Regions from separate parts of the Homo sapiens genome. Here region 2 is linked to region 1. A link is a loop called in an ENCODE intact Hi-C map of the cell type or tissue named here. Cell type or tissue: heart right ventricle. All regions are shown on one strand. Links, peaks and the distances in the headings refer to the core of each region. The heading gives the core; the rest is flanking DNA.

Region 1 (15,649 bases), core at 4,997-12,996:
GCTGCATACTGGAATTAACATGGTTTTTGCCTTAATAAGGCAATGAGGTTTTCGGTGCAGGCAGGGTACAGCCCATGTGTGAGATTAATTTGCCTGGTGTGTGTGTGTGTGTGTGTGTGTGTGTGTGTGTGTGTTTACTCACATGAATACTTACGTTCAAGTCAATATGGCTGTTCTTGTTTGTGGAAAGAATAATGACAAATGCTTCTGGGGAAGATTCCAACACAAATGATTTTGAAGAGACAAAGTACAAAATATCTAGGGCCATTGAGGATTTTTATTTTAAGAACAGTTCCTATAAATACATTTCTTTTTGCAAATAACTTTGGAAGTCATTTTCTTGAGATTATGATTTGCTCTCTGCTGCACATGAATTTTAGAATTTTGAAGTAAATATGCCACTTTTTATATTTTCTTACATGAAAAAAGAAATGATTTAGGCAGACAATATATTCTTGACAGCTAAATGGGAGAAAAATAGCTACAAACAAAATTAATAATTGCTGACATTTAAAGAACACTCATTTTGTGCTAGGTACTGTTTTATGAGGTTTATATGAATTAACAATTTAATACTCACACCAACTCAGTATCGTTATTAATCTCATTTTACAGGTGAGAAAACGGAGGCATTGGAAGTCTGTGTATATTTCCTGAGGGCGCTCAGCTAGTAAATGGTGTAACTAAATTTTAAGCTCAGGCAGTCTGGCTCCAGACCCTGTGTCTTTAACCTGTGCTGCAGAGATGCTGCACATGTTTATGTGAAAGTGTTAGGTTAGCTGTAAGACATATTACAAATGTCTATTAAAAATTCAGTCCACAAGTGATAAGCCCCTACTATGCATTGGGCTCTGTGCTAGGCACTGGGAATACGTGGAGAACATGAGATACAGACCCTGACCTCATGAAGTTAGCAGTCTGAGTCCAGTGGAGGAGGGGGATGGATAAGGCATCATTTGCTTAAGGAGCAGGGATGACCTAGAGCTGTAGTGTTAAAGAGGTGCTTATTATAACCCTAGATTATAATGTGGCAGTGTGTACCCTGATATAAACATTTTATGTTCAGAAGATTTTATATGGGCTTGTTAATGTGCCTGTCACAGAAAGGTGCTAGGGATACAAATATCAGGAGGATTACCTGGGTCTCCAAGACTAGTCTATAAGGAGAGACAGACATGTAACTAATAATGGCCATCAATTGTTCAGCACTTATTTTGTGATCAGCACTCAAGGCTAGGTACTTTATGTACATTTCCCCTTTCTTCCTTGCCACAACAGTGCAATCTTGCAACATGACATGCTGACTCTGATAGGACTCTCTCCATCTCACAAATGAGGAAATTGAGGCTTGTGGGGGTTGAAATTTCTTGCCTGGAGTCACACAGCTAGTAAACAGCCAGCCTGCAATTTTTAACTCACGCCCATGGTTCTATCCACTACACTGTTCTGCCTCCTCTAAAACTCCATCCATGTGGCTGAGTCCCTGTATTAGTCTTTTCTCACGCTGCTAATAAAGACGTACCCGAGAGTGGGTAATTAATTTATAAGAGAAAGAGGTTTAATTGTCTCACAATTCAGCATGGCTGGGAGGGCCACAGGAAACTTACAGTCATGGTGCAAGAGGAAGCAAACATGTCCTTTTTCATATGGCAGCAGCAAGGAGAAGTGCTGAGCAAAAGGTGGAAAAGCCCTTTATAAAACCATCAGATCTTGTGAGAACTCACTCACTATTATGAAAACAGCATGAGGATAACCTCCCTTATGATTTGATTACCTCCCACCAGGTCCCTCCTACAACACGTGGGGATTGTGGGAACAACAATTCAAGATGACATTTGGGTCCAAACCATATCAGTCCCATTGGGTCCAGGCAGCCTAGTGCAGGAATAAGAATGCAGGCCCTGTGTGATTACCTGATAGTGGTGAGACTAGCCAAGTTATATAATCTCCCTCAGGGTAGTAATAATACCTACATCTCAGATTTTGTGAGAATTAAATGAGATAATACATACAAAAGATGTAAGTCACAGTGCACAAAACTAGACAGCATATATGTTAGCTGTTATTTGTTTGTTTGCCAGGTGAGGATAAACATGGAGAAATGAGGTTTTTGTTATTTTTATTTCTTTGTTAACTTCTGACTTAAGCCCACTTAGTGTTGTCAGAGATTTCTTAATGTTTTTGTTTGGTTTAGTAACAGAAGCTGATTGTTAGATGTGATTGAGCAAATGCTGTTCAAATTATTCCAAGAGAGAGCTTTTCAGACAGAATTGATTTTCTATTATTATAACTCACATACTAGCTGCTGGTATTTCAGCTTGAGCACTAGAGTAGTGGACTACTACTAAACAAGAGTAGAGAACATTTCCACACTTCCAATAGCTCCTTTTTCTCCTCCATTGAGTTTGGGGCCTGTTAATCTGGTGTCCTTTCCCCAAGAGCTGGACAAATGACCTCCTTTGAATTTGAATTATTAGCTGAGAGAAAAAGAGCCTGGGCTCTGTTGGAGACTTTTTATTCCAGTGGTGCTGCTCTAAGAAGATATCTTTTTCTATACGATTCTTCCTTTAGTTCTTATGCATTAGATCTGAAACACTTGATTCCCAATTAATTCTCCAGACTTGCTATTGATTTTCAGAGCTCCTCTAAGTATTTTAATAAATGCTCTTTGTTTATAAGTTTAGTAGATTCAATTTACCTTGCTTCCAGTTGGTTGAATGATTAATAACCATCCTGGAAAGACATAATCACTGAATTAGGAGGCTGTGGTACAATTCTGCGTTGCCTACTGAAAAAGTTTCCTTATACATGATTTAGACTAGTATTCCCTACTATCTAGAGAGAGGGAGTGGGAATTAACCAATTCTGGTTAAATGTGTTGGTTTGTATTTCTAAAAATATTTAATTCCAGTGTAATTTCCAATAAGTAAGGAAGGAGCTGGAAAAAAATGAGAAATGTGCCCTCAGCAAGTTGGGGGATTGACAGCATGGAGTGGTGCAAAGGGGCATTGGCTTTAGAGTAAATTGAGCTGAGACTGAAAAATAAATTGTTTAGTGTTTTCTGCAGTTCAATATTACATTTATCTGATATTAAAAGCTGGAGAAAAAAATTGCAGAAAGAAAAATGACTAACGACAATATAATGAATAAGAATTATAATTACAGTGTCCAAATTGTTGCAGAGACCAGGACTTAGTATTTAGCAAGGAAACTGAAATCAAGGTGCTTCTGGAAGATCCCACACTTGTGTTTTTCTTTAATTCATATTCTAGCACCTACGTGGGTCCAGTATAGGGACTTGTTTAGCGTATCTTTTGCATTTTTCCATACTTTTGCCATATGTCTATATCCAACTGTAGCAGTCAATTTGCTCTTCCTTTCTTTCTTTTTCACTATTGTACATGAAATTGGTCTCCTTACATAGCCATTGTGTTTATTTAGGATGATAGGATGATTCAGTCCTCACTACCTTTTCAAGACAATCACTGGATCAAAATAACTCCATTCCATTCCACCCTCACATGTTAAAAGACCTTTCCCTCTGTTTCTTCTCCATGATGTCCTTCTTGTGCTGATATAATAAAATACCTGAGACTGGGTAATTTATAAACAACAGAAATTTATTTCTCACAGTTCTTGGGGCTGAGAAATCCAAGATCAAGGCAGGAGTGGATTTAGTGTCTGGTGAGAGCACAGTCTCTTCTTCCAAGATGGTGACTTCTTGCTTCGTCTTTCAGAGGGGAGGAACGGTGTCTCCTCAAATGGCTGAAGGGAAAGAAAGGCAAAAGAAGGTAAAAGGGCCTAGCTAGTTCCCTCCAGCCCTTTTACAGGGCACTAATCACCTCCTAAAGGCCTTACCTCTTGATATTATTGCATTGGGGATTAAGTTCCAACATGAATTTTGGAAGGGACACAAACATTCAAACTATAGACATTTGGTTGTTAACATAATATTAAAATCTCAAAATGGAAATTTTTCCTGTTTTTTAAGGCTTTCAGAAAGGGATACTACAACTTCACTTACGTAGCCAACATATTCTAGTACATTGTTAGTAATTTTGGAAGTGTTTCACTCATGAGAGTTCTGAAGATCTCTTGGGAGCAAGATGTGGAATTACACTATATCACTGATAAAATGCTATTTGCAATGAAGTGGAATTCATCTAAAGTCTTGAACTCTATCCAGAGTGATTTGACTTTTTAAGTACAAAAAGAACTGCATTGTAAAGGTGATCACATCTATAAAACTGAAATTAGAAAGAACCCAAGGGGAGCATTTTAGTGAGCTTTCCCAATATATATTTTTCTAACTTGTCCTGTTGGCTATTTTAAGAAACTAAATTTTATTACTTTGTGTTTTTAAAAGTTTTATGTAAAAATCAATTTTAGCAGGCTGGAGAAGTATCAAGTAGAGATATATAAAAATAATATTAAAGAAATATAATTAATAAATATTTTATTACAAAGGAAAAACTATGAAGTAGGTAATCACTAGAGCTTAAAGAGAAATAAAAGGGTTAAGAAGTAGCTGCCCTTCTTATTTATTCATGACTTTCATTGATTACTTGTTGAATAACAGGCAATAAATAAAAAATGAATATAACTATTACCTCTTCAATGGTCATTCCTATTAAATATGTATTTACACTTTTCCTGGATAGATTTCCAACTTATAATTTAATGCATTCCAATGTGTGCCATGATTCTGGGCTGCTTTTATAAATTTATGTTTAGTATATGTGACTATTACTTTTCCCCATAACGCTTTTGCTTTTTATCACTACTTAAGCCTTTGCTCCTTCTGCTTTTATCTAAAACATTTTCAATTTCCGTGGGAAGAGCAGAGATTGAAGCTTCTCACTTCTCCGTGTGTAGTTATGTTTCTAACCCAGGCAGATTCCCTCACTGAATTCCCGAATTTCAGGACCTTACAGTTCTGGGGAATCTTGCTACAACAGAGGAAATTACATGGATGTCAGTGTAGAAATACGCTTTCAATTAGAGCCTGAAAACACATTTGAAGTCTCTGTTCATTGTTGAGAGACAAAAGAAAGGAAACAGATGATGGGCTAATGGGAAAAGAAGTATGAGGAGAGGCATCCATCTCTGAAAGCTGAGTGAGAGTGAGAAGTGGGCTACCCTTCACTTACTGGCCATAGATATTTAAAATCATTCTATGAGATACTGTGGAGAGGGGGCTGTTAGTGTGAATGTTCAAACCAGGCTCTTCCAACAGACATAGTGACCATGCCTTTGGGGGCTGCCTGAGGGTATATAAAGAAGGAACATGCCCAGTATCATCCACATTGTCTATTGAGAACTTTTCCAGTGGTGTCTCTGGCATCTGCCAGCTGTTGTTGCTGTAGAATCTAGAGAAAGGCTAGGATTCCTTTTGAGTATTCAGAAAAAAAAGTATATTTACAAAGTGTAGAAACAGACCTCCAAACAACAACAATAATGCATTAATAATAAACCATCCTTAATATTGATATTATTATACTATCAATTATTGAGAAACAGCAGGCAAAGTGATTAAGTGTACAGACGCTGCAGCCAGACACTTCCTAGCTCTGTGTCTTTGGGAAAATTTTGTTTTGTCTCTATGCTCTTGTATCAGTTGGGGTATGCTGGGTTGTGCTATAGTAACAAAAATCTGAAAATCTACTACAATATAACACAATGGCTTATTTCTTGCTTGTACTACATGTCCATCACAGGTAAGTAATGGTCACTCAGGAACACAGGCTAATGGGGACTCCATCCCAGCAAATACTTCTACAATCCCAGAGGTAGGGATGCAAAAATGGTCTTTAAAAGCTTCTGCCCAGTAGAGTCACATGTCCCTTCCACTCACATTTGACTGGTCAAAGCAAGCCACAGTCAAGTCTGATTTCATGGAGTAGGACAAATGTAAACCTTCTCAGGGAAGAGGAGCAGATATTGGTAAATACAATCTACCAGTGACAAGTTCTTCAACTACCCCTTATAATGTGGACTAAATGAGTAAATATATATAAAGCAGTATCTGGCACATGCTATATGAGTGTTTGTTATTTTTATTATTAAAAATGAACATTCAGTGCTTACAATAATCAAGTGATTTTTACACAACATTTTAATTACTTTTAAGGATAACCCTGTAAATTTACTCTTATTATACCCATTTTACAGATAGGGGAAATGAGGCTCAGGAGGTTAAGAACCTTCCCATTGGCATACAGGAAGTGAGTGATGGAGCAAGGATTTAACTCTAAAGGCCATGTTGTCATCCCACTATGCTATATTGTCAAAATACTGACAGCACCATAATAGTAATGGTTTGTATTAACTGAGCACTTTCTATGTATCAAGTATCCTACCAAGTGTTTTATATTTATTATTTTACTTATCTAAGGGAGTGAGTGTCCTGCCCATCTAGCATGAATATTTCAATCACCTTGACAGAATATGCCTACTGTCAGTAGTCAGTGGTTAGTGCAGAAAGCTACAGCGAGAGAGTGTATCTTGAGAATAATTTATTTACAACACTATATTTACAAAACAACTCTCTTTTCTCAATCTGGTTTCCCAGGTACACTTTTCTAGTGGAAAATAGAATGAATTGACCAAGTGGTATAACTAGTTCCATCTGCCCAGTAGTCACATTTCTCTTTGTAAGTAAATCAGTTAACTTCCTTTTTTATTTGTCCATCTCCTATGAGCTTGGTTAGCATGAATCAGCTTCCCAGGGCCTGATCACCCCTGAGCGAATGGATACAGTTGAGTCCTTGGACAGGTACGATTGGGAATCACGGAAGCAAAGCAAAACAACAACAACAATACCAAAGCAGAAGACCAGACCCAGGACCCCTGAGAGCCCAGCCAGCCTCCTCTTGTTTCTCTTGGACAGCTTTGCTATTCATTGGCTTTTAGTCTGGACATTGCTAGCTGCCATTTCTTGATGGGACAGAGGAAGTTCAAGAGCCATGCCTCTAGCAAAAACTTTACAAAGGCTATACTCCTTTCATATTCCTTCCTCATGCCCCCTCCTCCACAGCCACAGTTCTACTGTTCAGACCTACAATCTGTCCTTTATCAACTGAGGAGTTACAGCAGAATCTATTCTGTGTCTCCTCTAGGCAACATTTACTTCTTCAATTTTCATTTTGTTGTAAAGTTTATTTCAATTTTTTTGTCTATTAAACGTTTAAAAATAATGTTGGAATTTTGGCAAACAGTTACGGTTAACAGTCATGCCAGAAACATTTGGTGAACGCAACTGGGAGGGGCAAAATAGGGATGAAGCCAAAATTGAGGGTCTTATTCCAGTGGCAGCCAGTTTAGTCTCGCTCAACCTAGTAAGCCCTCAACTCACTTGGAATCTTAGCCAGCTGCTTTACAATGGATATCATTGATTACCAGGAAGAAGGTGGGTGGCAGAAGGGAGAGAATGGATGGATCACTTCTAGAAAAACAGCTTGAATCTCATATGTCAGTACCATTATTTTTATACACAAAAGAAAATATTATTAAGCCTTATAAAGTGTAGAGTATACATTTAGAAGGCATAGCATCTATCTGGGGGTTATAAACTAAGTTTGATATATTTATCCGTGGACGAGGTATCTGAAAAGATACTCCTAGACACATTTGTAGAATCTTGTTATTGTTTGGCTAATTAGTGCAAAATAAAGACCCTTCTCTCCCACCTCAAGAAGGTGATGTTATTTCCACACTGACATTTATAAATAAGGAAGTGCAATGCATAAATGAGGCTTCTAATCCATAAATTAGCAAACAATAATTTAACAAATTTTTATTTCATTTTATTTTTGGTGAAACCAAATTTATTAATTCAACAAATGTATCTGTTACGTCTTTACTAGGTGACAGGCTTTGTGCTTGGGAATGTACTGGTGAATAAAAATGTGGCCTTCTGGTCTCAGAGCTGACAGTCTAGTGGGGGAAGCTGTCATTTAACAAGCACATGATGTGTGTTAAATTTGTCCTTATGATGGGTGCCTTAAAAAAGTGCATGACACTATGAGAGTGTGCAATGGGATTTGACCTAATGGGAGAGGCCAGGGAAGTATTCCACGAGGAAATACCAGTACAGTGGTGAGTAAATATTCCAGCCTTTCATGGATTCCAAAACCCTGCCTTGTATCTTGATACTTGAGTGTGGTTGCCAAAACAATTTGAAAATAATGGTGAAAAGAAAACACATCAAAATAAAGATGTGCCGGACCTCTTCAACATGGTCTGGGGAGTTCTAAAATTTCTGCCTTGCTCATTTAATTACCACTCATTAGCATTATGGCTAATTTGTTATTATATCAAATCTGGCCATATTAATTACAAATTAATTTAATCATCCACCTTCTAAAATATAATCTGCAGCGAAGTTTTATAACCATGTGTATCCATAAAATTCATTTAATAGCTTATAGTTACAGAGGAGGATGTTATAAGGTTGGTTTCTGAGAAATTTCTACAATTTAAAGCTGAAAAGATGCAGAGAGAGAGAGAGAGTTATATAATATAGAATATTAGTATTAGTGTTAGATATATGGGTAAATTTTTTGAAGTATAATTGATGCATCTATAATTTAAAAAAAGCCACAAGTTTAAAACATTATTTCAAACAGCTCTTATCCAACAATATAGGACAGTTTAAATAGAATGTTAATGCTTCTTAGCAATAGGCAGACTGGTTACATGGTGTCCAGATTTCTGCCTTGGGTGGCTGCATCCCAGCTGTGCTGCCCAGGAGTTTAGTAGAGATAAAAGCCGGGCTGTTGACATGATTATGGAAGCACACACCACTTTATCTCCAGTAGAACTAAATTTAGCATCTCTTGGAGGTACACTTTTTTTTTTCAGATGAAAGCTGCATTTTATAATGAATCTGAATAATTCAAAAGTGGCAGGATCCTAATGAATAGATGCATCATAGACCAGAGGACTTGGCTCCAACTTGTGAAGTTATTGAAGGTCTTACTTTTCTTTCAGGAAAATTTTCCTTAGAGAAAATTTGTTTCTTACACACAGAGTTTTAGCCTAAGGTGAGTTGTAGCTTAAGTGAGTTTGATGTCTTAACTCTGCATTAAGTATTTCTTACAGTGATATAAGTGGAAAGAAAACATTGATAACCAAATTGTTTCATTCTGGTTCCTTACAGCCCTTGTAGGTTTTATACTCACAAGCTCCTTTTCTGATATTGTTACTCAAGGAAGACAAAAATGGGCTACATCTATCTAATTTCCTTATTGTTAATCCAAATCAGAGCAAAATGAGTTCACTTCTCTGAATGTGTGTGTGTGTGTGCATATATATATCTATATATACATATACATATATACACACATATATGGTATGCACACAGACATTGTCAAATAAAGTCAAATCTGAATTTAGATAGAGAATCTGTTCAAAAGAATTATCACAATAAGGAGAGGGGACTACTGTGATAGGGGAACTATTGTAATGGGGAGAATGCTCCTACCTTAAGATCTGTAAGCATTTGAAAGGCCAGGCAGAAAGGATTTTTCTTTTATAGGGAAGGGCACAGAAGGTCAGAAAGAAGCACATATGAGGGAGTGGGTAGCGTGATCCCACAGTTGATCCTACAGTGAGGAAACATCTTTCCTGTGGTCAGTCCTTTCTTGGTAAGAGGCGATTAAGGAGAGGCTGTGTGCTGTCTCAGGATGAGAGTGGGTCAAAGTTCCAGGGCCTAAGGGGAAGAGAGAAGCCTAATTAAAGTTTGGCCAAGTCCAGGTAGTAGGTATCAATATTTTCTCCAGATTGGTTAGTGGACACAAACAGACAAACAGTTCAGCTAGTCATTTATGAGGCAAGAAAGGGAATTTGAAAGGTCTGTGTCTGGCCATGTCACAGATAAACAAGGGAGATTCCATGAGTCTTAGCCAAGTCCTATGGGGAAGAGGGGTTCTTTGCAGTAAGTAAGGTCTTTTGAGGAACACAAAAGGATGAGGGGATTTCTTAACCATCCCTGATTTCCTGGAACACAGGGCTCAGATAAAGTTGAGCATTGTCAACATATGCATTTATATATTGTATTATGCTGCTAATAAAGATATACCTGAGACTGGTTACTTTATAAAAGAAAGAGGTTTAATGGACTCACAGTTCCACATGGCTGGGGTAGCCTCACAATCATGGCAGAAGACGGAAGAAGAGCAAAGGAATGTGTTACATGGTGGCAGGCAAGAGAGCTTGTGCAGTGGAACTCCATTTATAAAACCATCAGGTCTCGTGAGACTTATTCACTACCACTAGAACAGTATGGGGGAAACCACCCCCATGATTCAATTATTTCTGTTTGGCCCCGCCCTTGACACGTGGGGATTATTACAATTCAAGGTGAGATTTGAGCGAGGACACAGCCAAGCCATATCTCATATATAAAAAATTTTTATGAAATATAAAATTATTAAATATATAAAATATATACATATAATATATAAAAATATACTTATTAAATATATAAAAATAGATACATATAAATATATAAATATACATGTATATATAAAATGTTATGTGTGTATATATGTATATGTGTACATACAAATATGTAAATGTAAAAATCTAAAGAATAATTTAGGTTAAGCATAATGAAATTAGATGCTACTTTTTTAAAGTCATATTGAAAAGATCGTGATTATGGAGCAGCAAAAAAGTTACCCTGGAGTCATAAGTGGTTATTTTCCAGTTTAATTAAACATTTCTTATTTCAAGTAGATACAATGTGCTCAAAGATACATCAAATATGAGATTACATACTCATAGTAATAGGCCAGGAGGATAAATCTTTTTTTCTCCTTATTTCCCACTTTTTGTAAAATGATTTTGTACTATTAATTACTCTCCATACATTATTGATACTTTTAGTATTTGTGGTAAGTGAAGATACCTATCTATGAATGCAGGATAATTAATAACTGAATTTTCCCTTTAAGGAAAAACTCATGGCCTTATGAGATTAATTATAGATTCTTTGAAAAACGTATGCCCTTGGAGTTTTAAAAATATGCTTAAATTCATAAAAATTTACACATAACTCTTCAGATAACTACTTGAATAAGACAAGAAATACGGATCATTATAATAATTTTATTAATGCTTTGAAAAAAGGTAACTTCCAGAAAGAAAAGACTCTCACAGAACCATGACTTAGAATTAAGTATTAGACTTTTGCATCATTGCATAATATTATGGAAAGGTTAACAAGTCGTTATGTAGAAGCTCCAGGGTTTCAGAGACAAAGAAGAGAATCCTTCCCTATGCAGTGAAATACACTAACCCCTCATGATGGGATTTGTAAATCTGCCAGGACGAAGCTATGTGTTCTAAAAATAGCTAAAGTCTTTGAGTGTTTATTTAAAAGATAACTATTCTCAATGGATTTTTGAGTCAGTTATACTGAGGGATGGAAAGTTCTTAAATTGCTTTACAATGTATTCCAGGGAAAAAATATTGCAATTCAAATCTCTCAGAGGGATTCCTTAATCAACTAGAATATTCTGGATCTCCCAGTTGTCAGCTACTCAGCAGCTGGCCTTATGAAAAAAACTAGAATAAAACTGGTTCATGAATGTGTTGCCTGGGAATTTTCCTTTTCTTGGGTCAAAAAACATTCCTGATCAATTACAAATAAATCTAGTCTCAGAAAGTTGAGCTCCTTTTCTTAAGCATGTGTTAAGAGACATATTTTTCATATACATTTAAAATATACTGGATGCCCTGAAAATATGACTTGGGTTTCAGCAACAAATTCTGATTTCCTTGGGTCAGAAATATGGGTCTCTATCAGTCATTTTCTGTTTTTTTTTTCTTTTTTTTTTTCAGATTCAATTGGGCTTCACTTTTTTGTAAGCAAAGATATATAGAAAGGGAAGGTTGAATGTGTTAGAATTACTCATGTTCTCTGGTGGTACATTATTGTAACAGAAGTTTATTCCTCCAAACTGCTTGGATGGGCACAATTTGAACATATGCTGAAACAGTCCTATAGACACTTGAGAGTTCCATACAGTTTATTTGCTGGTGAAATCATGGATGGTTACACACCGCTTCCTCATTCCCTTACCTTCCAGATGGCTCTCCACACTTACCACACATGTTGCAGGAAACAGGTTCTTGTTTATCGTGGGTTTGCTATCAACCAAGAAACTGATATCTAAGACTGCTAAAAAACAAAGCTAGCGTATAAAGTCTTGTATAGGAAAAGTATGTTTTAGAGGTAACTATGTCCTAGTATTAAATCTGAGTAGGTGAGACTGAAGCTTCTTAACAATGTATATTGTGTATCCTCTGAGTCAGCCCATAGAGTCTTTACATGTACTCTGAAACTAGAGAGGGAAAAAGCCAGCAACTTCCTTCCTGTTCTCCTTTATCAATAGTACATTTTAGCCTGGGAGAGGAAGAATACCATCAAAAGGAACAATTATATGTATGCATAGTGTGTGCTTGTATATGTGTTATATCATAGGCTCGTTTCTTATATTAAACAACTCACTTATTAAACCCTGCTTATTGTAAGCTCTGTAATAATACATGTAGATATGATAATAACAATAATAGAGGAATGAAATTTTCCTTGGAGGCTTTGGTTAACTAAATGTATTCTCAGCTGTTCTTATGAAAAACATAAAAATGTGTAAGCAATATAATAATTACAAATGCCATCAAGATGGAAATTACAATTTTAAATTCTGAAAAATATAGTCTTTGCTACTGAATCACAGTTTTATCAACCATACTAAATCATTCGGTCATCCTCTACTTAATAACCACCACCTTAAAAATTGCTGGGTTCATCTCAGGAAGCATAATTTTGTTCTAGAGATTCTTCTCTGGTCAGAAAGAGAGAGAGGGAGAGGAGAGAGAGAAAGGAGCAAATAATAAAGTGACTACTACTGTCCTTCCTCTTTAAATAACAGCTCCTGGGAAGGTCAGATCCTTTGGCTGTTTTGTCAAAGATACTCAGGAAAAGTTTTCATAGAGATCTCTGAACTACAGGAGACTTGAAAATTAATTACATGAAACTTTATGAATTTTCATTGAAGTTAAACATCAGCACAACCAGTATTATTTTCCTGGAGCTTTTGATTAGACATTTCTATACCAGTTTGTCTGTCATTTCTTTTTTGCAGCATAAGGTTTAACAGTCTAATCCCTGAATTGGCCAGAGCTGCTGCATACTCCTATGTCAATTGTGCACTGCACAACCGTAGGGGGTGCCATTCCCACTGAATGCATGTGAGTAGTGTCCTCTGGATTTGTCATGTAGTTACCATGAAGTTGTCAGTCTAAGCATTTTTCTGTCTCTAACCTTTTGTTCTCCATGAAGTTTTGAGTGCCTTTAACTATTATTACATTAATTATAATTATTGTCTAATGTAGTGATTTTCCCTACTAAGGTTTACATTTAGGATAAATCTTCAGTCATTTCAAAAGGATTCATATACAGTAGTGTGTCTTCATGTGAAACTATTGTTATTTGTGTATTGAAGCACAGTAGAGAAGCCCAAGAATCCAGAGTATTACATACATCAGATGAGGAAAATGTCAATTGTAACTCAGCTAGATCTTAACTTTGATTGGTTTTGACAACCAAACATAGTTGATTCAGTTTGTAACTTGACAACAGAAACTGTAGGCATTTGGAAAATAATATCAAGTCCTCTTTTCAAATCTAATACATCCTTCTTGTGTAAGAAAATTTAATTAAATTCATTTAATCTTCTGAAAAAAATGCTCTAAATTCATTTAAGAGAGTTAAAAATAAATAAATCTTTTAAAAAGCCTAAGACTTGAGTGAGAGAAATGATTTGATGTTAGTCTGTTAGCTTCAAGAAAAAATGCCAAGTTCTTGACCTGGATAGAAGGTCCTCTGTGATGGGGGCTTTGCTTACCTCCGTGTCTTCACATTTTATATTCTCCAGGCCCTCAGTTCTGTTTCTTGGAAATATCAGGCAGTTTTGGGATTCCATGCCTTCGCACTGCTGTTCCTGCCAACTGTGATGTTCTTTCCCTCCTCAGTCACCCACCAGCTCCTCTTCATCACTCACATCCAGCACTAGTGTTATCCATTGCCTTTCCAGGGAAGCCTTCCCTGCTCTTGTCCCTCCATACCCCTCACCCTCCAATTCTCATCAAAACCAAATTATCTCCTGTATAGTGCCAGATCTGTAGCTTATACACAATTTTATTCCCATGCTCACCACCCTGACTCACTAAATGTTAATGATGTGTCCCTATGTCTTTTTCTCATACAAAATCCTGCTCCTTCAGGGTGGGGACTGTGTTTTAGTACAGTGCTGAGATTTAGGAGAAAGCAGAGGATTACAGAAGCTCTGCAAGTTGTTCAAGATGATGCGACTAACTAGTAAGCCGTGGGGATGGATGCACACCTTGATCTATGTGACACCAAAACCTGTCCTTAATATCCACAGTCATGATGTCCAAGGTCACTGTAGATGCCTGTGTACCAAAGCTTGTTCTTCATATTGGGCGTTGTGTCCAACGTCACCATTGGATGCCTATGTGTCATTTGGGAAGATGGGCGTTTCTGCAGTTCTTGGCAGCTCCGTTTTCTCATGGGGTTGAAATTTTGTCCTGTTTTTCTTACTTCAACCTCTGGGGAGTTTCATTTTTCCTGGTCTACTCTTAAAAAAAATAATTTTTGTGGGTACATAGGTGTATATATTTGTGGGGTACATAAGATGTTTTGGTACAGACATGCAATGCATAATAATCACATCATGGAAAATTGGTTATCCATCCCCTCAAGGATCTATCCTTTGTGTTTTAAATAAACCAATTATACTCTTTTAGTTATTTTTAAATATACAATTAAATTATTATTGACTATAGTCACTCTGTTGTGCTATCAAATGCTTGGTCTTATTCATTCTAACTTCTTTTTGTACCCATTAACCATCCTCATCTCCCCTCATTCCCCACTACCCTTCCCAGCCTCTAGTAACCATCCTTCTACTCTCTATGTCCATGAGTTCAATTATTTTAATTTTTAGCTCCCACAAATAACTTAGAACATGTAAAGTTTGTTTTTCTGTGCCTGGCTTATTTAAGTTAACACAATGACCTCCAGTTCCATCCATGTTGTTGCAAATGACAGGATCTCAATCTTTTTTATGGCTGAATAGTACTCCATATGTACTATCACATTTTCTTTATCCATTCATCTGCTGATGGACACTTAGGTTGCTTCCAAATCTTGGCTATTATGAATAGTGCTGCAATAAACCTGAGAGTGCAGGTAACTCTTTGATATACTGATTTCCTTTCTTTTGAATATATACCCAGAAGTGGGATTGCTGGATTGTATGGTAGCTCTATTTTCAGTTTTTTGAGGAAGCTCCAAATTGTTCTCCATAGTGGCTGTACTAATTTACATTCCTGCCAACAGTGTATGAGGGTTCCCTTTTCTCCATATCTTCGCCAGCATTTTTTATTGCCTGTCTTTTGGATATAAGTCATTTTAACTGGGGTGAGATGATATCTCATTGTAGTTTTGTTTTGCATTTCTCTGATGATCAGTGTTGTTGAATACCTTTCCATATGCCTGTTTGCCATTTGTCTTCTTTTGAGAAATGTCTTTTCAGATCTTTTGCCCAGTTTTTAA
Region 2 (15,649 bases), core at 2,811-10,810, 140 kb before region 1:
TAGTTTGAGTAGGAGTAGTATTAGTTTTTCTTTAAATATTTGGTAAAATTCAGCAGTGATGGCATCAGGTCCTGGGCTTTTATTTGCTGGGAGACTTTTTACTACAGCTTTGATCTTTTGTTTACTTGTTACTAATCTCTTCAGGGTTTGGATTTCTTCATGGTTCAATCTTCGTAGGTTGTATTTGTCTAGGAATTTATTCATCTTTTCTAGGTTTTCCAATTTATTGGCATATAGTTGCTCATAGCAGCCTCTCATGGTCTTTTGAATTTCTGTGGTATTGGTTGTCATATCTCCTTTAACATCTCTGATTTTATTTATGTAGGTCTTCTGTCTTTTTTTCTTAATCTGGCTAAAGTTTTGTTGATTGTTTTTAATCTTTTCAAAAAATCAGCTTTTAGTTTCATTGATCTTTTGTATTGTTTTCTTCATTTATTTCTGCTTTCATCTTCACTATTTTTTCCTGCTGATTTTGTGTTTGGGTTGCTCTTGCTTTTCTAATCTTTAAGATACACTATTAGATTGCTTATTTGAAGTTTTACTTCTTTTTTGATGTAGGCACTTATAACTATACATTTCCCTTTTAGCACTGTTTTTGCTATATCCCATAGGTTTTAGTATGTTGTGTTTCCAATATCACTTGTTTCAAAAAAATTTTCAGTTTCCTTCTTAATTTCTTTATTGACCTATTGGCCATTCAGGAACAGGAGCATGTTGTTTAATTTCCATGTGTTTGTATAGTTTCCAAAGTTTCTCTTGTTAATGATTTCTAGTTTTATTCCACTGTGGTTAGAGTCTCACCCAAGGCCCACAGCATGTACTACCTGGCTACCACTCTTGACTATTCAGGGCCCAAGGGCTCTTTAGTCAGCAGATGATGAATCCTGCCAGGACTGGGTTCTTCCCTTCAAGGAAGGGTTTTTCTTCTGGCTCAGGGTGTGTCTAGAAATGTCATCTGGGCATCCAGGAGATAGGGCCTCAGAACTCTGCCTCATGCCCTATCCTACTATGGCTGAGCTGGTATTCAAGTTGCAAGACAAAGTTCTCTTTACTCTTCCCTCTCCACTCCTCAAGCAGAAGGAAGGAGTCTCTTTTGGAGCTGTGAGCTGTGTTGCCTGTGGTTGTGGAAGAGATGGTGCACATGAGCTGGTCTCACTAGGTCACATGCCCCCAAGTTCACTGTCTCTGAGCCCAGCACAGCACCAGGACTTTCCCAAGAATTGCAGTCCTTGTGGCCTAGACTGCCTTTCAAGTTTATTTAGGACCTCAGAGTACTTTAGCCAGGGTGATAAGCCTTGCCAGAATTCAGGTTCTGACTTCTGGGATGGGTGATTCCCTTTTGGCTAGGGCTGGCCTGAATTCACCCTCCATTGAGTTTTGCCTGTATTGCTTTCTGCTGTGACAGGGCAAGACTGAGTTTCAGTGTAAAGTCTAACAATCACTGTGCTCTCCCTTCCCCAGGCACATAGATTCTCTCTTTGAACAATGCAGCTGCTGCAGGGGATGGGGAAGGGATGGCACTGGCAATTCAAGACTGCCTTTCCTACTTCTTCAGTGCCTCTTTCACCAATATGAAGTTAAAACCAGGTACTGTGGTCACTTACCTGATTTTTGGTTCTTATGATGGTGCTTTTTTTTCTGTGAATAGTTGTTCAATTTGGTGTTCCTTCAGGGAGGATGATTGATGGAGGCTACTATTTGGCCATCTTGCTCTGTCTCCATCCATACTAATTTTTTTTTTTTTTTTTTTTTTTGAGACAGAGTCTCGCTCTGTCGCCCAGGCTGGAGTGCAGTGGCACAATCTTGGCTCACTGCAAGCTCCGCCTCCTGGGTTCATGCCATTCTCCTGCCTCATCCATACTAATTTTTTTTAAATCTGCCTGGGCCCTGTAGCTAGAGTAAGGTCAGAGTCTGGGGCAGAACTAAACATGGAAGCAGAGTCTGCTGCTCCAGCTCAGAGACTAGAGGGTCAGAGAGTTGAATGGGTGCTGACATTGTGGATCCCCAGTGAGAACTTGCTCCTGCAACCTTACAAGAAAAACTGCTTTTCTACAGGAGAATCACCACGTTACATTAGCAGTTTATTTATTTATTTTTTTTGGAATGGAGTCTTGCTCTGTCTTCCAGGCTGAAGTGCAGTGGCATAATCTCAGCTCACTGCAACCTCCGCCTCTCAGGTTCAAGCAATTCTCCTGCCTCAGCCTCCAGGATAGCTGGGATTATAGGCACGTGCCACCACGCCCAGCTAATTTTTGTATTTTTAGTAGAGATGGGGTTTCACCATGTTGGCCAGGCTGTTCTCTTTCTGATCACTTATTGATAATCTTGACCTAAATTTAGAAGTAACTTGGGTATCACTAGATACATATGGGCAACTGGAATGCATTCTAAACTGAGTAATTAGAATTGAAATAATCTGCTCAAAAGTAGGAACACTGCTTTCCATTTTATATTTCTTTATTTACTTTGGGGGTTTCTTTAGTGACTCTTCCAGGACTTGTATGTGGGTTCATTATTTACTTGACAGTTAAAAAGTTGGTCAGAAAAGTTATGTCTGCCTCCTAGTCATAAATGAAAAGGTAAGAAATCCAGAGGAAAAAATTACATATTCTCTCTTAGTTTATTTTTATTATCAATAAAATGTCAGTGCCCTTTAAATGCTGAACTTTATCATGCATATGAACTTTGAATTATTTTTGTTCAGAAGAGAGAAACATGGAAAGAAATTATATGCTCCCTCATATAACTCAAAGGCCTGATCCATCAAAGCTAGAAAAGTTATTGTCATCTTGGGTGACTTTTGATTTCTCCCTTGTTCTTGTAAGGCCTACTCTCTTCCACTCACCAATATCTTCTAGTAGCTTCCCCCTGGTGATGTGTGGCTGGCTGAGTAGCTTCTTGAGAACATAGCCATTATTGAGCTTAATTGTCTTTCACTTATTATTCTAGTGACATTCTATTACCTCAAGATAACATACAAGTCTAATTTACCTAAGTGGATACTGCTTTTGTGTGTTACATTATGCTTTAGAATTTCAAGGTTCTGAAATTATTTTATGCTTTTTAGGAATCCAAAAATTAAGCTGTTTTCTGTTATTTTCTTTAATCTTCACTAGTAAATGAGATTAACATGCATGGAAATCTGGCCTTGGGAGAACTAAACCCAAGTGGTCACATAAAACCCAGGAACTATGTCAGCCTTAAAAGGCCAATCCATCATTCCTAGCAAGGTGAATGTACCACACAGAATTATCAGAGATCCCCCCTTACAAAATGGTAATAACAAAAATATTTGTCATTTTTGGGGTACTTTCTAGGTTTCCTTATAAAATGATAATAACAAAAGTATTCATCATTTTTGGGGTACTTTCTAGGTTTCCAACTCTTTAGAGATATTATTCTAAGGCAATTAACTGGGAAAATAGAAATAGTTAAAAATCACTTTCTTTGCATTGAAGGGCTTCCAGTATACCATGGTGCTAACTTAATTCTCCAGTTTTAGTTTCCATTCCTCTATAAAAAATTATTTTATCTAATCAGAATGGTCTGTTTCTCAACAAAGCAGTCTCTCAATACCAGTACAGGATGCTGATTAGGAAATTAAAATTGTTCTTCTGGAGACTATCTTTGGTTTTTCACTGAATTTCTTATTCTACTGGACGTTTTCAGAACATAGTGCAGGTATTAGTCACTGCAGATTACTCCCCTTACCCCTCTTCTGAGATCTTAGAATGTTCTGGATGATCTGATGGCTGGTTCAGAGATGGCTGTTTTATAAGTTAAGAGTAATTCATTTAAAACAGGGTCCCCAACCCCCAGACCACGGTCTGGTTAGGAACCGGGCCACACAGCAGGAGGTGAGCTACAGGTGAGTGAACACTATCGCCTGAGCAGTCCACCTCCTGTCAGATCAGTGGCAACATTAGATTTTCATAGGAGTGGTAACTATTTGTGAACTGCATATGCAAGGGATCTAGATTGTGTGTGCCTTATGAGAGTCTAATGCCTGATGATCTGAAGTGGAAGAGTTTCATCCTGAAACAACCTCCCACTCTGGTCCATGGAAAAATTATCTTCCATGAAACTAGTTCCTGGTACCAAAAAGTTTGGCGACCACTGATTTAAAAGGACAATTTACACAAAATCACCCTCAAAGTGCATGTGTGAGTCTAGCATATGTTGTAGTGTACATTTTTTATAGGGTGTGCATAGTGGCAATATGTCCTCTATAATAGAGTTGAGATATCTGCTTTCTCAAGGCTAGACTCTGAGTTAATTAGGTGGAGTGATCCTCCTGATGTGTAAGACAGTTCCAGGCAAGTGCTATTTATGCCTGCTTCTCCATTGGTGCCAGCAGTAACTTGACTCTCCCCTTAACTCCCTAAGCCTTTTATCTCTCTCTTACTGAGAGCTTTCATCACCTCCATCCTGTGTTGTAGATCTAGCTATCTACTCTTTTTCTCCCTTCTTGTTTTTCACATTGCTTGACTCATAATGTTTGCTTAATACATATGGTAATCATTGATATTGTACAGCAAATATTTCCAGCTCTCAGTCTTCTGAGCAGATGATAAGATTGTACTTTCCACCATCTTTGGCCAAATGACTCACTTTGACCAAAGAAATGTGATCAGAAGTGATGCAAATTATTTTCAGGTGAAATCATTTAATAGCCACTGCTCAACTCCTACTTTTCCTTCCTATTCACTGTGATGGTATGTAGAGATGAAGTCTGAGTCCCTGAATGACTGCAATGTCCAGAGTCTCCTGCTGACCTGCAAAGTGCATGTAGTTTAAACTAGAAATATACTTTTGATTCTTTGAGCCATTGAGATTTTGGGGTGGTTTGTATACAGCATAACCTGACTTATTCTGACAAATGCACTGGACCTGTACTTTCCAATATGATAGCCACCAGCTATATGTGGCTATTGAGCCCCTGAAGTATGGCATCTTATTTCATTTTCTGTTGCTGTAACGGAATACTCAAGACCGAGTAATTTATAGAGAAAAGAAATTTATTTCTCACATTTCTGGAGGCTGGAAAGTCCAAGAGGATGGTACCAGCATCTGATAAGGGCCTTCTTGCTATGTTATCCTATGGTGGGAGGTAAGCAGGCAAGTGAGTGTGTGTAAAAAGAGAGAGCATGGGGGCCAGGCTCACTTAATAAAAACCTAGTCTTGCAATAACAAACCCACTCCCATGACAATAGCATTAATCCATTCATGAGAGTGCAGTCCCCATGACCTAATCACCTCTTAAAGGTGCCACCTCTTAATACTGTCACAATGGCAATTAAATCTCAATGAGAGTTTTGGAGTGAACATTCAAACCATAGCATGTGGCTAGTCCAAATGGAGATATACTATAAGTGTAAAACCCATGCTGAATTTTGAAGACTTAGTATGACAAAAAGTATGTGAACTATCTCAATAATTTTTGAATATTAGTTACATGTTGAAATAATATTTTGGATATATTAGGTTAAATAAAATATAGTATTACAATTTATTTTACCTGGTGCTTTTTACTTTTAAAAAGTTACACATGGTTTGCATTATCTTTCTGTTAGATAGTGCTGCACTGAACTACAAGCTTATTGAAGACAAGAGTTGTATCCGTTTTACCTTTTTTTCCCCCACAACATCCAACAGTGTCTGGGATATGAGATATGCAACATTAATGTAGGTTTAATGAACAAACTGTGTCTCCATTTATATGTAGTTTAACATTTAACAAATAATGCCGTTCTCAACATGAAGTTTGTTTGTATTTTTGTGTTTAATAATTCCTTCTTGTAATTCCGTTAGCTAAAGAATAACTCAAATCTTTTTCAATCATCAGATAATTGAATATCATATTGTGATGTTATGTTTATGCTATAATAAGAAGGCTGGGGTTATGCCCATTAAATACTTCTCCTGATGAAATTTTTTAGCAAGGTCACTCCTTATGGCTAACATTTTCTTATCTTTGTAAAAATAACAAAGAAGTCCCTGTTTGTTCAGTCATAGTTGTGACTTTTATTTCTTTTCCAATATCTGCCACTTAGGATATTTATTAAATTAGGCCCCTTTGCATGGGGCCTTGTGCTACAAACCAAAAGGAAACAGAAAAAGAGAAATGGAGCTGCCATGAAGTCCTTCTGCAGCATCAGCTGTGGGGACTGCACATGTGAGGAAGCAGTTCTTTGGATTTTTAGATGAGTGAGACAGAAAGTAAAATAGGTGGTAAAAAGAGTCACTGAAAGGAACAACATACCTTAACAAATAAAGGGTGGGGGAAACACAAAGTACCAAATAGGCTGGAAAACATCTTAAGCACTTAATAAATTATAGCTATTGCCATGAAAGTGTACGAACCCAGAAGGAGTTATGGACGGATGCATACTAGGCTGTTCCATTGGCTAAGGAGCGGCAGGGGAGGTGACACAGGGGAAGGGGAAGATAGATACTCTCATCAAAAGACCATAGAATTAGCAAAAACTTGTCCACAAACCAACTTATATACTATTCCATGTGCATAAAATCACATATTATGTGTATGTGCATAGAAAGATATTACAACAGTGGTTACCAAACTGTAGTGATTCTTTCTCTGTATGGTGGCTGAATCTCAGGTGACTTTTACTTTCTTTGTTACACATTTTGAATTTTTCTCCAGATGAGCATGTATCATCTGTATACTCAGCAAATAATCTGATCTAGCATTTTTTCATTTATGGGTAACATCAGGACAAAGATTAAGAACCCAACCAAAAATTGTCTATATTATTTGCATTCTGTTGAATGCTAATTTTTAAAATAAAACTGTCAAATTATTATAAATATAAAAGTAATCAGAAGTATACTGCCAGTACATGCATTTTGGTTATCACAGAATATTTAAAATGTACATGTTTATAGGCCTAGTATCCTCCTCCCTGGGTTAGGCTCCAATTGATTTTCTAAATGACACAGGGAAGTAGCTGATTCAGGTCATGGTGGCATCTTATCTGAAAGTGAACATTTCTTCAGAAATAAAAAATGCTTTTGTAAGATTATAGAAGATTTGGGAATTATGCCATGAGGGCACATGCTGAGTAATATGTTTTTGAGGCAGGCTGCCAAGTTTCGTCAAAGAAAGGCAAGTACAGGGTTTGTTTTGCAATGTCTGGAAAACTTGGAACTCTAATTTCTTGGAAAATCTTTCCAAAATAAATTCAGTATGAAGGCATTCTACCTCAACAAATTACATGTAGCAAGAGGAAAGGAAAAACAAAGTGTAACAAGATGTGAGATGAGAAAAGGAGATTTTTTTTCCCCAAGAGATGCGACCTTGTTGAGTTCAATTACATGTCTGACAGCATCAGAGAAAACATCCTCGTAATGTTAATTTTACTCAAACTCCTGAGTGTGGGTAAAGTAAAGAAATTATCCTTCATCATCAGTTCACTTTTATCCATCTTTAAAAATGTACAAAATATAAGGTGTCATATATCCAAAAATATTCTGAATTGCTGGAGATCTTCAGCAAGCCGTTTACATTTTCTGGGTCCATTTTTCTCCTTTGTCTAATCTGGAGGGTTTAGATGTAAAAAGTGCTATGGTCTCTCCTAGGTTTAATTTTTTTAAGTAAAACAAATTATTATTTTTGACATATTCACATACTCTTTGATATATGTCAGCAAAATTTTTTCCTTATCAAGGTCTAATTTTTATATGGTGTGAAAAGCACTGTGGTTACTTCATAGACATGATCGAAAACTAGGACCTTCCCCATTGTCCCTTCCAGTTCTCCATACACTTTGAAGCCTTTGCATGGTTGTCAGAAGGGTTGTAGTGATTGATAAACAGGAAGAATCCAACTGACACAGGTTCTGTATCAATGAGATGGCTGTGCAGAGCAGGAGACAGCAATATTCTCCCCCTGGCAAGGATAAACTACCCTTGTCCTCAAGTCTTCTTGGAGCTGCCCTGCTGCTGGTGACTCTGCCTAATGAGGTGGGAGATCTGCTCAGGTTCTTTAAGAAACACAATCTGGGTCTTCATGAGGCGAGTCCCTACTGTTCCCAGAGGCTCTCAGCCACAGTAGTGCATGGAGGTATGAACTAAGAAGCTGTAGAAGGATACAAGTGCACTTTGCTTGGCGACTGCTTACCACCGTCTTTCCTTATGGGCTTGGGAGCTGGTGGAAACCAATTCAGCAGATTTTTGAGTGACTTTTGAATTGAAGGTGAATTCTAGGAGATCTGACTGTCCCAAGTAGGATGATACTTTAAGCCTTTCTGATGTGTTTACCATAATTCAATTGAAGAACATTTATGTATAGTTTATTCATGAATCCTACATTTATTGAGTGCCTGCCCTATGCCATTTTGGTGGGGAGAAGTATAAAAATAATAAAAAAGTATAATTTAGTACAGAATGACTAGGTACTAATTAAAATTGAGACAGACTCATAGAGGAGGTAACATTTCACTCTTAGTGAAAAGAAGAGCAAGCCATGAAAAGGTTTGATGTCAGGATATTCCAGGAGAGGGATTGGCAAGGGAATGGTGGGGAGGAGCTTCACATGTTCAGGGAAAAGGAAGAAGTCCAGTGTGGCCGGAGTACATGAGCAAAGGGGAGCATGACAGGAGTTGAGGTCAGGGAGGTGGGCAGGCGTGAGGTCAAGTGGGCCTTGCAGGCCATGGGGAAAAATTTGGATTTTATTGTAAGAGCAGTTAACCATTAGAGGGTTTAAACAAGAGAATGATAGGCCCTGATTTGTATACTCTTCTTGGTTCCTCTGGCTGCTAGGTGAAGAATGGATAGTGGAGGAGTAGAGAGAATAGGGAATTAGTTATCTAGTCATCCAACTGAGATGTGATGGTGACTCAGACAAGGTTAGTGGCAGTGGAGAAGGAGAGAAGTGTCATGGCTTTGGGATGTATTTCAGAGTAGAGCTCACAGGACTTGCTGATGGCTGCCTGTAAGAGAATAAGAAAAGGCATAAATCAAGGAGGATTCCTATGTGTTGGACTTGGAAAAACTGGGTGTATGGTAGGGCTATTTATGAGGAGGGAGAGACCTGGGGAGGAACTGGTTTGGAGACTTACCAAGAGTTCTGATTTTGCCATATTAAGTTTGGGTGGCCTAATAGATATTGAAGGAAAGATATCAGACAGGCAGCTTGAATTGCTATGGAAAGTCCTGGGCTGGAGATTTCAATTTGGGAACCATTGGCATGGATCTGATGTGAATTGTGAAAAGATAAGTAAAAGTTTAAACCAGTCCTGTAATTCATCTTGAGCATGTGCTACTTTCAGTCAGGAAAAAAAAGAAGCCCTCCTTTATGAAATGATATGGTAATTATTGCTTACTACTTAGAGTCTTTGTAGCAGTTGATTTTCAGGCAATTAGAATAACCACATCACTTTTATCTGATAATTAGAGCTAATTTGCAAGTACTGATGATAGGCTCATTCACTGAATAAACAAAATGCAGAGCACAAAGTTTGTTTCTACAGCCATATATGTGAAGTTCCTCTTCAGGTCTTTTGCACCACAGGGCTGCTGAATTAGTGCAGAGTTTAATTCAGAATTTTCACTCTTGTTCATTGCTAAGCTCATGGCTTTATTCTGTAATGGTATTGTGTACTTTGGGAAGAATGCCGTTGGGGGAAATTCTGACCCCTTCTCCCAATCTCAGCTGCGCTGTCAGAAGCTGTTTGCCCTGACAGGCCTGGGAGCTTGGAAGCTAGCTATAGTAAGAGTGATGCTTGGCCGGGCGCAGTGGCTCACGCCTGTAATCCCAGCACTTTGGGAGGCCGAGGCGGGTGGATCATGAGGTCAGGAGATCGAGACCATCCTGGCTAACAAGGTGAAACCCCGTCTCTACTAAAAATACAAAAAATTAGCCGGGCGCGGTGGCGGGCACCTGTAGTCCCAGCTACTCGGGAGGCTGAGGCAGGAGAATGGCGTGAACCCGGGAAGCGGAGCTTGCAGTGAGCCGAGATTGCGCCACTGCAGTCCGCAGTCCGGCCTGGGCGACAGAGCGAGACTCCATCTCAAAAAAAAAAAAAAAAAAAAAAAAAAAGAGTGATGCTTCACATTATTGAGTGTCCACGAAATGCTTATGACAATGCCAGTTGTTTTGCATAGATTATCTCTAAATTATATTAAAACCCCTGCAAGGTAGGTATTTTTATTTCCATTTTAATGATGAGGAAACAGAAGCTTAAGGTGACATGGCTAGTAAATTACAAAATCAGGCCTAGGGTCTGCTTGCTTCTGAAAGCATCTACAATTTTCATTCTGCCAGGCTGTTAAACTGCCAAAATTTGCCTTAGTTTATTCTTCCAGTCCTGCTTTCTCCTATCAACTCTTATGTCTTTCCAGCCAAAAACCCAATTGGCTATCATCTACATTTCTGTCTTTAAAAATCATCCCTAAGGGCCAGGCACCCCTGCAATCCCAGTACTTTGGGAGGCCTAGGTGGGAAGATTGCTTGAGGCCAGGAGTTCGAGACCAGTCTGTGCAACAGAGTGAGACCCCCCCATCTCTAAAAATACTTAAAAATTAGCTGGATGTGGTGGCACATGCCTATAGTTCCAGCTACTCAGGAGGCTGAGGCAGGAGGATTGCTTGAGCCCAGGTCATCAAGGCTGCAGTGAGCTATATTTGTGCCACTGAACTCCAGCCTGGCAGCCTGGGTAACACAGCGAGGCTCTTTTCACCCCCATCCAACAACAACAACAACGACAACAGAAAAAACAGAAAAAAGTCCCCTGAAGTATACACACCCCTACCCCGCCTCTTACGCCTCTGGTTTCTGTCTAAATATTTCAGCCCCATCCTCAAATTCATACCTTTCTTCTCCCCAACCATACCTTCCTAGTACACTCTAGGATTCTATTACTTACACAGACCTCTCATTCTTTAACTTTTCCCTTAATATTTCCCTACACTCTTGCCAAAACTCACTCTTGGCCTTATTCTAAATTACAAGTTCCTGAGCCACATTCTTCACTCGTCGTCATTTCTTTCAATTTTCTGGCTCTCAGAGTGAGGAGCAGGAGCCAGAGAATTTCCTGCTTCCCACCAGCACATCCAGTCTATTGCTTGTTCATTGCCTCTCAAGAACTTGTGTTGTGAATTCCACTCTATCCTGTGTACCACACTTCTTCCATCTTACATTCAACTCACACCTTCTGCTCACTTCTCAACCTAGAAGAGTCCACTTTTGCTGACTCTCTCTTTCTTCTATCATCTCATGGAAACTGCTAAACACTTTACCTGGTGTTCCAATCCCTGGCCTCAGAGATCTTTGGCCTGAGGACATTACGGAACTTTCCTTTCCTTTCCCTTTCCCTTCTCTTCCCTTTTTCTTTCTCAGAGTCTCACTCTGTCACCCAGGAGGGCGTGCAGTGGCATGAACTCGGCTCACTGCAACCTCTGCCTCCTGGATTCCAGTGATTCTCCTGCCTCAGCCTCCTGAGTAGCTGGGATTACAGGTGTGCACCACCATGCCTGGCTAATTTTTGTATTTTTAGTGGAGATGGGGTTCCACCATGTTGGCTGGGCTAGTCTCGAACTCCTGACCTCGTGATCCACCCACCTTGGCCTCCCAAAGTGCTGGGATTACAGGCATGAGCCACTGTGCCCGGCCAAAGAACTTTATTTCTAATTCACTCTTGCTCCTTATAGGCACAACCACACTTCAGACCTGCTTGACATTTGAAACTGCCCCTTATCTGAAATGATCTTCTCGGATGATACCCAGTTATAGTTCTGCCTCTTTGCAATCTTCTCTTGGGCTGAATCTTGGCTTTATTCTCAGTGTAACAGCTTCTTGCCTCATCCATTGCCTTGACATGCCACACTGGCCTCACCTGCCTCTCTACTCATGTGGACCGTTTGGTCTGCCATTTGAGCTCAGTTTTTGATAGTTCCATGGACTTCAGGCTCTGATCCTATTTTACTTGCTCTGCAAATCTCCAATTCTAGGTATCACCATCTGATTTCTCTCCGCCTCCTCTTGTATTACTGAGTACAAAAAAAGGACATGAATCTTGATTTTTGTTAACAATAAGGAAAATCTGCTATAACGTTTTAGCATGTAACTCACAGTCAGTCCCATGATTGGTTAATTTAGCGATCCAATAACATCATCAAAGACCTTGGATCTTCCCATTTCCCCCCGCCCCCTCACCTAACCCCCTGTTGTCCTATTAGGACAGCTTCAGTCTCTAGCTAGCCACCAGCTGCTGCATTTCCAGGGGCCGTGCAGAGACCAGACTCAGCAGAAAAATTGGTTTGATTGGTTTTACCACAAATATCAACCCACAATTAGAACCTCTTCTGGCTTCATTGCAGTCTCATTACAAATTTGCTCCTACTTGTGTTTCTCACTGGAACTATTCTGAGCTTTTTCCAATTCCAATCTTATCAAGCCCCACCTACTTGTTTCTTTTTTTGTTTCAAAAGTGTCTTCCATATCTGTTCCTATTGCCCCTACCCTAACTTGCACCCAACAATTGTTTACCTTGCCCCCATCCATTCATTCCCCTGTCCCTTTCCTGCCAGGTTACTGTTCCTGAAGCTGGCGCTGAGTGTGGCACTTTTTTGTTCACTCTGCCTCTAGTGGGTCCCTGAAGTTCAGATGGCTTATTGTAGCATTTGGGATCCATTAAGACCTGGCCCTGGACTACATTCTCAGTTTTAATTTCCATTATTTCTATTTATGTACCCCATAAGCCAATCAAAATGGAAATCCCTGGCTATTCTTTTACTGCTCCCCAGATTTTCCCACCTCTGTCTTTGTTCTCTTTCTCTGAAGAGGACTACCCCTCAACTCTGCAAGTGAAATTACTGCACACTTTAAGGTCTAACTCCGGTGGCACTTCTTTTAAAAGCTTTCCTGGCCTCTCTCATCCTCAGCAAGAAATTATAGTCTTTTCCGAATTTTGTAGTAGATTATCTTAGGTTACTTGTTAACTCTGTATGATATTTTTTATTGTAGAGTAAATCCGCACTTTGTTCATATGTTCTTGGAAACTGTGAAGTTAAGTGAAACCAATTTTACCATAGGCTGATTGATATAAAAAGTTAAGTTCAGGCCGGGTGTGGTGGCTCACGCCTGTAATCCCAGAACTTTGGGAGGCCGAGGCGGGCAGATCATGAGGTCAGGAGATAGAGACCATCCTGGCTAACACGGTGAAACCCCGTCTCTACTAAAAATACAAAAAGATTGGCCGGGCGTGGTGGTGGGCGCCTGTAGTCCCAGCTACTCGGGAGGCTGAGGCAGGAGAATGGCGTGAACCCGGGAGGCAGAGCTTGCAAGTGAGCCGAGATGGCGGCACTGCACTCCAGCCTGGTCGACAGAGGGAGACTCCGTCTCAAAAAAACAAAAACAAAGCAAACAAACAAAAAAAGAGTTAAGTTCCTAAGGCATATTTCTGGCCACAAAAACATCACCAAAACTCGAAATAAGACAAAACACTTCTAACATTAAACATTAAAATAAATGTAAGCTATACATACATTTAAGAAAGATGAATAAAAACAAGTAAGATAATTATTTAGACACTTCTTCCAAATCAGAGTTGTGAGTGATCAGAGCCTATTCTGGCAGCTCAGCGTAGCTCAGGGCACAAGGTGGGAACCAACCCTGGCCAGGAGCCATTCCCTCCCAGGGTGCACTCAGACACACACCCACACTCACTCAGACTGGCACCATGCAGACACGCCAGTTCACCGAAGATGCACGTTTTTGGGATGTGGGAGGAAACTGGAATAAGGGGAGAAAACCCATGCAGATATGGGGAGAACCTGCAACTCCACACAGACAATGGCCTCGTCTGGGAATCGGTTTTTGTTCTCATCAACATAATAACAGAGTGACGCTATTCAAGGACCTGCTGTACATCCACTGTGGATTGCTCTGTAGGCCCAGTTTTCTTAGTTTCCACTAATATCATTTGAACAATTTTTCAGTTGCTTGGTGTTTGATTGTTTTAGTTGTTTAGACTTTTTTCCATTTTCCTGACCTATGATCTCACGAAAGCTAATAGTATCTGTTATGGACTTAGAGGACATCCGGCTTCTGAGGCCCTTTGGGACTGTACATGATTTTGCTTGGAAAAAGCCCAAATACTGTAACTAAAATTGTTCCCGTGGTTATTTTGTCCAATTGATATGAGGTTGTTTTTGTCTTTTTGGTTTTGATGCAGTGTTTTGGTAGAAAAACATAGCAAACAAGATTTTACTAATATCACTAAGTTAACTTTGAGGTACCCAGTTGTTGCTAACGTAGTTCTCTACATCACCAAATATTACTGATCCCACCATTACAAGACCTCTGAAATCTATCCCTTTCTCTCCCTTCACACTGTAGGGGCCGGATTTCTGACCCTCACCACCTCTCTGCCACCAGCTTCATCCTACTGCTATCTGTCTGCAGAAGAATCATCTCTGGTGGGGCCACTTCTCTGCTTACGCACATTTTCTGATTTCCTATTGCTTCCAGAATTAAGTCCAAGTCCATTTGTGGGACCTCTGAGTCCCTTTAGATTCAAATCCCAGTTGCCTTCCCCAGGTTCATCTCTTGTCACTTGCTTAGCTGTGTCTCCTGTCCCCAGCCACATTGAGATTTTCACTACTCCCAGAAAGACCCATGTTCTTCTGGGGCTTGAAAGATCCCTCTAATTTCTTCCCCTGACCCATTCCCATTCATTATTTAATAAAAACTCAAGTATTACCTCATCTGTGGTGCCTTTCCCTACTTCCTCAGAGAGCAGCCCCCTTTCTGTGTTCCTATACCATTCATTCACTCATTCACATATTGAAATCCAGGTAGTTAAAAAGTGCTGGGAATTAAGTGACCTAGAAACCTTAGTCCCTGGACTGTAAGGGGCTGTATAGGGATGTAAAAAAGAAAATGACAACATTGAGGGCAGGGAGGGGACCAAATTAGAGAGACTCCATGCATTAGAACAAACTCGAGGAGTTAGTGCCTGACTCTGTGTGTGGGAATGCAGAAAGCGGAAGAGAAGAGAACAATCCCCATATTCCTGCCTTGAATGACACAGGTATGTGGCTGTCCATGGACACAGGAAATGAAAGGAAGGAGCAGGCGAGGTGGGAAGTGGGACCAGTTTAACTTTGAGGTGACTTTAGGACATCTGAGTGATATGTCCAGTGTGCAATGGGATTTATGGATCAAGAGCTCAGGAGAGGAAGCGGAGATTAAGTTAAGTTTCTGGGAGGTTCCAACAAGCAAATAGCAGTTGATGTTAGGAAAATTTCTGAATTTACCAGGTGCTCCATGCCCTTCTTTTGTTCCGTATCATATTGTATATCTGGTGACATAGCCTGCTTTCCCATAAGGACACTCACTTATTAATTCACCTCGTATCCTCAGTGTCTACTACACTGCTTTGCACATAAAAATTTCATTTCAAGTGAGAGAATGAATATGAGTTCACTCAGCCATGTCTTACTCATGGGTGAGAGAATATTGAAATTGATCCATTTAATAAATAATGTATTGAGCACCTTCTATGTACTGGGAAGTCTCCTGGCCACTGGAAATACAGCAGTGAAAATGATAGTGGGGGAACAGTAACACAGTAAATAAGCAAGATAATATCAGATCATAAAAATGATCATAGCTAATACTATGGAG

Evidence for each region. A loop is a pair of places that touch in the nucleus more often than their neighbours do. Peaks named below come from ENCODE experiments on the same cell type or tissue, not always from the same donor. Only the 100,000 strongest peaks of a DNase experiment are listed, where the experiment ranks them.
Region 2: a loop joins it to region 1, with 2.1 times the contacts of the local background. A loop is called at or near these places in 10 of 110 quality-filtered maps.

Annotation. Positions count from the first base shown.
Region 1 is chr2:198,105,506-198,121,154 of GRCh38, forward strand. The region is part of intron 5 of PLCL1 (phospholipase C like 1 (inactive)); the gene reads left to right. Among named protein-coding and RNA genes, the nearest start is that of LINC01923, 260 kb to the right of the region's middle. In heart right ventricle, for the core only: no CTCF peak of the experiment used is centred there; a DNase peak (open chromatin) is centred at 8,732; H3K27ac peaks cover 5,824 bases.
Region 2 is chr2:197,965,115-197,980,763 of GRCh38, forward strand. All of the region lies in intron 1 of PLCL1 (phospholipase C like 1 (inactive)), which reads left to right. Among named protein-coding and RNA genes, the nearest start is that of PLCL1, 170 kb to the left of the region's middle. In heart right ventricle, for the core only: no CTCF peak of the experiment used is centred there; a DNase peak (open chromatin) is centred at 7,092.